Regions from separate parts of the Homo sapiens genome. Here region 2 is linked to region 1. Evidence: chromatin loops called from intact Hi-C (ENCODE). Cell type or tissue: ovary. All regions are shown on one strand.

Region 1 (4,000 bases):
ACTAAAAATACAAAAATTAGCTGGGCATAGTGATACATGCCTGTAATCCCAGCTCCTTGGGAGGGTGAGGCAGAGAATTGCTTGAACCTGGGAGGCGGAGGCTGCAGTGAGCCAAGATCGCAGCACTGCACTCCACACTGGGTGACAGAGCGAGACTCCACCTCAAAAAAAAAAAAAAAAAAAAGAATGTCCTATCCATAAATTCTTGAAATGACAAAATAAGTTCGCCTGCTTGATGATATATATTTTTATTTTTGTTAATTTTGTCTTTTGTTTGTTTCTTTAAAGGCGGCAAAGAAGTTTGTTTCTGGCCAGAAGTCAATGGCAGCAAGTGGAAATTTGGGACATACACCTTTTGTTGATGAGTTGTAATACTGATGCACACATTACAGGAGAGAGCTGAACGTTCTCTCAGCCCAGAGCAGCAAACACATGAAAGTCAGAAGTCTCTAATATATCATTTGTCTTTTTTCCAGTGAGGTAAAATAAGGCATAAATGCAGGTAATTATTCCCAGCTGACCTAAAGTCAATAAAACATTCTGTTTAAGTGTTTTTCTTACGTTTTTCTCAATGAGTTAATCAACAAGTATTTATTATGTGCTGATATCTTTGTTTTAGATGCTTTAAAGGAGACAGGAATATAATTATTGAGTATAGAAGCATCAGAAACTATTAAAATTAAGGCTAAGTGGCTATCGGGGTAAATAGTGCCAGATTACTATTGGTGGCGTTTAAGATGAAAGCAAGTTCAAAATTTGTCATTTTGGGTGTCAACAGCTAAATGGTCTGGTTTTTACCCCTGTTTTGCCTTTTTTGCAATAAAATTATTTCCAAAAAACATACATTTCCTATCAATCATATCCTATATTCCCATTCATTCATTTTTTTATGTCTGATTTATCTTCATTGACAGAGTTTTGTTTTTCTCTCATCTCCTGTCTCTCCCTTATCTGTTACTATCCTGTCTCTTCCAAATAATTAACTCTCAATTCAACATTTACAGTAAAAGAAGGGCTAAAAAGGGGAAAAAAAAAGAATTCTAATGTGAATAACTAGCCAAAGAATTATGTCTCTTAGTTATTTTAATTATAGTACTTGAAGTTTACCAAAAAAAAGAGAGAAACTAAATATTTAAAGAAAAATGTAGTGTTTACATAAAGTGACATTCTCTACTATGTTCAGACATTCTGATATTGGATTTCTCTACGGCATTTTCTAAAAGAAAGAAATTCTTCTCAAAAAGGAGGGTCTTATTCTGAAAATAAGATTTGTGAGGCCTGCAAGAACCCAAGGAAGTCTTTAGATAATCCTGTTGAAGAACATCTCTAAAGGCTTTATAACGCAGTCATAAGAGAAGAGAATTGGTGAGTCTACAGACAGTCCTTGATAAGTACAGCAAACTTGTGCCTGGTGAGGCACAAAACTTGGGTGTCTGCAAGATAAATGCTCATATGACCACAGATTTGCTAACCAACCTTTGATACCAGTTGGGCTTTACCCTCTTCAACTTGGGCACAATCTTCCAGCCAAAATGCATCTGAGGTAGAGGAGGTAGAGGAGGAAGAGCTTTCATTGTCTTGCTTCACCATTATCCAGTATGGAGAAGGGGCCCTCACTTCTTTCTTGTCGTCTCTGTGAATCATCACGTCACAATTAATGTCTTTTCCTACACTAATAGTATGGTTCTTCTTCTTATATCCATGCCAGTCTCTGGAGATGGATATTGGTCTCCTTGCAGGGTGATGCACAGTTGACCACGGATATCTATAATATTGAAGTCTTTTATCTAAATCTACATTTTCATTATCATCACTGCTTGTGAAAGATTCATCTTTTGCCAGCTCAATTTTCTTTGGTGTGCTGAAATGAAAAGAATAGTGAATAAAATAGATTCTTCATGTCTAAACATTTATGGTCCCCTAACAAGATGCCTTATAACTTGCTTTGACTCATAAAAGATACAATTTAGCTTTAGCATTACCTTTCTGTGTCATTGAAATGTTTCTCTTTTTTAAATCGTCTTGAAATCTTTTTCCATTTCTAAATGGAAATCAAATTCTGCCTTAAATTACTTCACCATACCTTAAAAAGTTTTGCACAGACTTATACTAGACTACTGACCAGAATATTAGGAGGTGTTAAAGGGTAGGTTAATTTCACTGCAGCTAAAGTGACGGATTCAACCTGGCCATCTCCTGAGAACTCTATTCTTGTGGCTCACGTGGCATTAACACAACATTACTGATTTCCAGAGGAGTCAGGAAGTCAGGAAATAGTGGGCCTTAAGGATCTTCAACATCCTAGTCATTAGTAAGTCTTAGAGTCTTTTTTTTAGAGAGGGTCTTGCTCTGTCACCCTTGCTGGAGTGCAGTGGTACAATCATAGCTCACTGCAACCTTGAATTCCTGGGCTCAAGTGACCCTCTGGCCTCTGCTTCCAAAGTAGTTGAGACTACAGGTGTGTATGCTGTATGCCACCGCACCTGGCTAATTTTTATTTATTTTTATTTATTTATTTATTTTTAAAACAGGATCTCCCTATGTTGCCCATGCCTGTCTCAAACTCCTGGCCTCAAGCAATCTTTACTTTGGCCTCCAAAGTGCTAGGATTACAGGCATGAGCCACTGTGCCCAGCCAGGTTTTTGTTGTTGTTGTTGTTGTTGTTTTTAACTTTCTCCAATTATTGACTTTCTTGATTGTTGAAACTAGGTGGTGCTTGCCTGCTAGCACCTCCAGGTCTCTGAACTTTCCTAATGCCTACAGTACCTGTGCTTGCTTTAACTTTCCAGAATGAATGCTCTGTCACCTGCTTTCCCTCATCCTGGTGCTATTGCCCAGCAGAACCAAAACTAGATCTTTGTGATTACAAATCTCTGGTACATTCTGCCCTGCTAAAAGGAAATAGGTTTCTTCCCTGCCAACCTGTTAAGACTTCTGGTGTTATCACTAATAACCTTGGCAGTCTGCCTGTTGTATTTGCTTCCAATAATTTGAATGGCTTTTCCAAAAGTTTATCTCTTCCAGTAATAAACAGTTGATAATGAGTAATTTTTACTGAGAGCCACTAGTCTTAAATACTGATTTTCTTTGTCTGATTTGCCTTCAGACACACCTAGGTCTTCCTGAACAGCACATGAATTTTTTTTTTAAATCCAAGTATTAGTAACTTTTTTTTTTCAGACTGCAGGGGGAATCCTTGGCAACTCTGATGGTTAGGTAACCATAAAGGACAGGTAAATTGTCATTAGGTAATAAAGCCACAACCCTGCAGAGGTCAGGATTGGCTAGAAACAAACTTTCTATACCACTTGGCCTACCCAGAGCGTTACATGGAGAATTTCTCCAGTGTGTATACCCAGTGCCATTTTCTCCTGGAAAAGTTTATACTAGCTTTGTGAAAGCATCTTTTTCCTTCTTCTTTCCCTGCCGCGTTATACATAAGTTACTAAAATGCCTCAGATATGGGTACTTTGCCTAATTAAGAAAGGGAATCAGCAGGTGCTTGGTATTGTTTGTGGGTTTTCGCCTCTTACTTAAGTTGTACTGTTCTATCTTTTCTTTGCTTTTGAATGGTCAGTCTACCATCCTTAGAATTTAATATTCTGGATCTCAAAACTCCTCCATGTAATGAAAATGCTTAGAACATAGTTGTTATGTAATCACATGAGCCCAGGCTTTTAGAGTCGTGCCCTCCAGTGTAGGAGTCGCTGAGTAGGATTTGATTGTGAGTTGTGATCGTGCTACTACACTCCAGCCTGAGTGACAGAGTGAGACCCTGTCTCAAAAATAAGACTTTTAAAATTAAAAATTAAAAACAAGTGAACCACTGACCACATGAAAGTCCTAGGGCAATTTTAGCAAAACAAGACAGACTCAGTCCCTGCCTTGATGGAGTTCACATTCTCCCAGGGAAACACAGTGAACAACTGATTACACAGATTATTTCATTAAAATTGGGATAAATGTGAAGGAGCGAGCTGTGAGAGCATATGTCAGGTG
Region 2 (4,000 bases), 160 kb after region 1:
GCTCACATACCAGTACACACCCAAACACCATCTAATATTTTAAAACAATGTCATGGTACTATTTAATCCAATCACTTAACTTTAAGGATAAGGAAATTCAAGCCCAGGAGGTTATAACCGCTTGTGCAACTCATCACAGACAAAGCCAGAGCTGAAATCTCGATCTCCCAAAGCCCAAACCACTGACCAGGTCTGTCCTTGGACAATCGACCCCTCCCACAGCACCACAAAAGCCGTCTCTCAGTGGGGTGACATCCAATCAATGATCAGGCAGGCAACAGGTGTCACAAGACTTTATACTTGATAGATAGAGTGAGGGAAACCACCCAGGAGGAGGGACCCCTCACTCCCTCCCTGCCTCTTCCCCACCTGTCTCGGAGCAGGGAGCCGCCGACTGTTTGGCACCGTTTTGGAGAGCAAAGTATGCATATTGCTGGACACGTCAGGGTCCATGGGCCCCTACCTGCAGCAGGTGAAGACAGAGCTGGTTTTGCTGATTTGGGAACAGCTGCGGAAGTGCTGTGACAGGTAGGAGGCGAGGGCTGATCAGGAAGATCAAAGGGGCAGTTCCTGGGGCTTCCCTGGCCAAGCACGCCCCCTCTTCTCAGTGCCAACAGGCCTGGAGTTTCTGAGATGCTCTTCTGAGTAACGCGTTTGAGTAGGAAAGAGCACTGTATTCTGCTCTGCTGTGAAGGAAATCAGTTTTTAGAGGCCGGGTATGGTGGCTCATACCTGTAATCCCAGCAATTTTGGGGGCCAAGGCAGGAGGATCACTTGAGCTCAGGAATTCAAGACCAGTCTCAGCAACAAAGTGTCATCCCATCTCTTCAAAACATTTAAAAATTAGCTGGGTATGGTGGTGTGCACCTGTAGCCCCAACTACTTGGGAGGCTGAGAAGGGAGGATCACTTGAGCCCAGGAGGTTGAGGCTGCAGTGAGCTATGATTGCACCAGTGCACTCCTGCCTGGGCAACAGAGTAAGACCCTGTCTCAAAAAAAAAAGGAACGCAATTTTTAAAAATTAATTTCAGGCCTAGGGACAATTGCAAGCACAGCAAAGGAACTACCATGTGGCCTTGAAGTATGGCTTTCAGCTGAACTTGATTTGTTTTAAATTATTTAATGATTTAATTTTTTTAATTTTTGTGAACTTGATTTTTGAGTGGAGGAAGTTGTTTATTTTCCCCATCCAGAAGGGTTGACCCGAAGGGGACCCCAGGGGACTCTCATCGTAGACTAGGCCTCGTTCTTGCCTTAATCAGAGTATACATTTATTGAGCACTTTCTGTGCACCAGATGCTTTACACGCATCATTTCATCAACTCTCACAATGAGCCCGTGAGGTGTTGCTGTTATCGGCCCCCATTTTTCAGAAAAGGAAGCCAGGACTTCAAGAGGTTAAGACACTTGCTGAAGATCGGGTAACCAGTCACTGGCTGAGATAGGATTGTTTGGGTTGTTTGTTTGCTTGTTTGTTTTGAGACGGGGTCTCACTCTGTCTCCCAGGCTGGAGTGCAGTGGTGTGATCATAGCTCGCTGCAGCCTCAACGTCCTGGGCTCAAGTGATCTCCCACCTCAGCCTCCCAAGTAGCTTGGACTACAGGCGCACACCACCATGCCTGGCTAATTTTTTAAAAATCTTTTTCGTAGAGATGGGGGTCTCACTATGTTGCCCAGGCTGGTCTTGAACTCCTGGCCTCAAGCAATCCTCCCAGCTTGGCCTTCCAAAGTACTGGGATTACAGGCACAGGCCACTGTGTCTGGCTTGGGCTGGGATTTAAATCTATTTCTGTCTGCATTCAAATTGTCAGTGTGTACCCTCTCATTCTCAAGAGGCCCCACAGCCCTCTCCCTGAGGGGCCACAGGGCTCGTTGTAGGGGTCTTCAGTGACGAGCAAGAATAGTCCTCATGAGGGTAACTTATCTGAATTCAATCTAGACAGGCCTGTTCTAACCAATCTCTTTCTCCCCTTCTCTGCCCCTCACCTCCTCTTTTCCTCCTCCCCAGTTTTAACCTGCTCAGCTTTGCAGAGAGCTTTCAGTCATGGCAGGACACGCTGGTGGAGACCACAGATGCAGCGTGTCATGAGGCTATGCAATGGGTGACCCACCTGCAAGCTCAGGGCAGCACCTCCATCTTGCAAGCATTGCTGGCAAGTCCCACCACGGAGCCCGACCTTGACGCAAAACAAATACCATCATCCCCTATGCTGATGCTGCACGATGCTTTAGGATTTACAAAGGGCGCTTTATAATTTACAAAGCACTACATCATTTCATCTTCCCAACACCCGAGTGAGAAAAGGATTCTCAATGTTCTCACATTATAGATGAAGACACAGGCTGGGTGCGGTGGCTCACACCTGTAATCCCAGCACTTTGGGAGGGCAAGGCAGGTGGATCACCTGAGGTCAGGAGTTCAAGACCATCCTGACCAACATGGTGAAACCCCGTCTCTACTAAATACAAAAGATTAGCCGGGCGTGGTGGCACATGCCTGTAATCCCAACTACTTGGGAGGATGAAGCAGGAGAATTGCTTGAACCTGGGAGGCAGAGGTTGCAGTGAGCCGAGATTGCACCATTGCACTCCAGCCTGGGCAACAAGAACGAAACTCCATCTCAAAAAAATAAAAATTAAAAAAAATAGATGAAGACACAGAGGCTCAGAGAGGTTAAGTGACTTGCTTGGGATTAACCAGCTAGGCAGTGAACCATGCTATTTCTCCTAAACCTCAGCAGCTTCCTTAGTCTGTCTGAGGCTGAAAGAGAATCTCAGTCTTTTTGAACAGGTCAGTGGCATCCAATCAGATGCATTTTGGCAGAGGCGGCAGCAGGCACTACCTTTAGGCATTTGGTTCTTGTGTTCTGGGTGAGCCTCTCCCCTGAGCCTGACAGCCTTCCTGCGTTCTTTCAGAAAGCTTTCAGTTTCCATGATCTGGAAGGATTGTACCTCCTGACCGACGGAAAGCCAGACACAAGCTGCAGCCTTGTCCTAAATGAAGTCCAAAAACTCAGGGAGAAAAGAGATGTGAAAGTGCACACCATTTCCTTGAACTGCTCAGACAGGTGCGCAATATGGAGTCTGACTGAGTTTTATTCTTTTTCCACAGCCACACATCTCAGCAGGGAGATCCAAGCCCCTCACCTAATCTAGCTGCTCACTTAGACACGGGTTTCTCCTGGGCCCTAATCCTGTAAATCAGAAATTAGGAGAAGCGGCCGGGCATGCTGGCTCACGCCTGTAATCCCAGCATTTTGGGAGGTTGAGGCAGGTGGATCACTTGAGGTCAGGAGTTCAAGACCAGTCTGGCCAACATGGTGAAACCCTGTCTCTACTAAAAATACAAAAATTAGACAGGTGTGGTGGTAGGCGCCTGTAATCCCAGCTACTCAGGAGACTGAGACGTGAGAATCACTTGATCCAGGGAGGCAGAGGTTGCAGTCAGCGGAGGTTGCACCATGGCACTCTAGCCTGGGCAACAGAGTGAGACTGTCAAAAAAAAAAAAAAAGAAAGAAAAGAAAGAAGTTAGGAGAAGCATTGTTTTTCTAGACGGCCCAAGCCGGTGTCACACCACAGGGTGAAAACCCCTCTCTTTACCCAGATATTTCCCTCTGACTTCCTCCAGCCTGGAAACACATTTGCAAGGGATTCACACAGTCATTTTACAGTCTCCCTCCTACTCTTCCCTGGGATCACATTTGTGAATATTTAGGGGACATTTAGGGGAAAAGCCAGAGAGAAAAATATTAATGTAGCATTGTCATGGTTATTTTTTTTTATAAACGATCACTATAGACCATGTGCTATGACCGGGCACAATGGCTCATGCCTATAATCCCAGTGCTTTGGGAGACTGAGGTGGGAGGATCACTTGAGGCCAGGAGTTCGAGACCAGCCTGGATATCATAGCAAGATTCCATCTCTACAAAACAAAATAAAAATGTGAAAAAGAACACATGTCAGATAAGACATACTCAGCTCCTTCAAAAAAAAAAA

What was found. Hi-C counts contacts between places; a loop is a spot of excess contacts. Peaks named below come from ENCODE experiments on the same cell type or tissue, not always from the same donor. Only the 100,000 strongest peaks of a DNase experiment are listed, where the experiment ranks them.
Region 2: a loop joins it to region 1, with 31 times the contacts of the local background. A loop is called at or near these places in 1 of 110 quality-filtered maps.

What each region holds. Positions count from the first base shown.
Region 1 is chr16:21,982,800-21,986,799 of GRCh38, forward strand. It overlaps UQCRC2 (ubiquinol-cytochrome c reductase core protein 2), which reads left to right. Exons shown (of 14, transcript NM_003366.4): 14 at 289-861. The coding sequence ends at 372. PDZD9 (PDZ domain containing 9) reads right to left here. Exons shown (of 4, transcript NM_001363519.1): 4 at 1,066-1,861. The coding sequence ends at 1,468. Among named protein-coding and RNA genes, the nearest start is that of PDZD9, 16 kb to the right of the region's middle. In ovary, no CTCF peak of the experiment used is centred here; no DNase peak of the experiment used is centred here.
Region 2 is chr16:22,147,779-22,151,778 of GRCh38, forward strand. It overlaps VWA3A (von Willebrand factor A domain containing 3A), which reads left to right. Exons shown (of 34, transcript NM_173615.5): 28 at 384-528; 29 at 2,009-2,153; 30 at 2,917-3,068. Among named protein-coding and RNA genes, the nearest start is that of SDR42E2, 13 kb to the right of the region's middle. In ovary, no CTCF peak of the experiment used is centred here; a DNase peak (open chromatin) is centred at 2,149.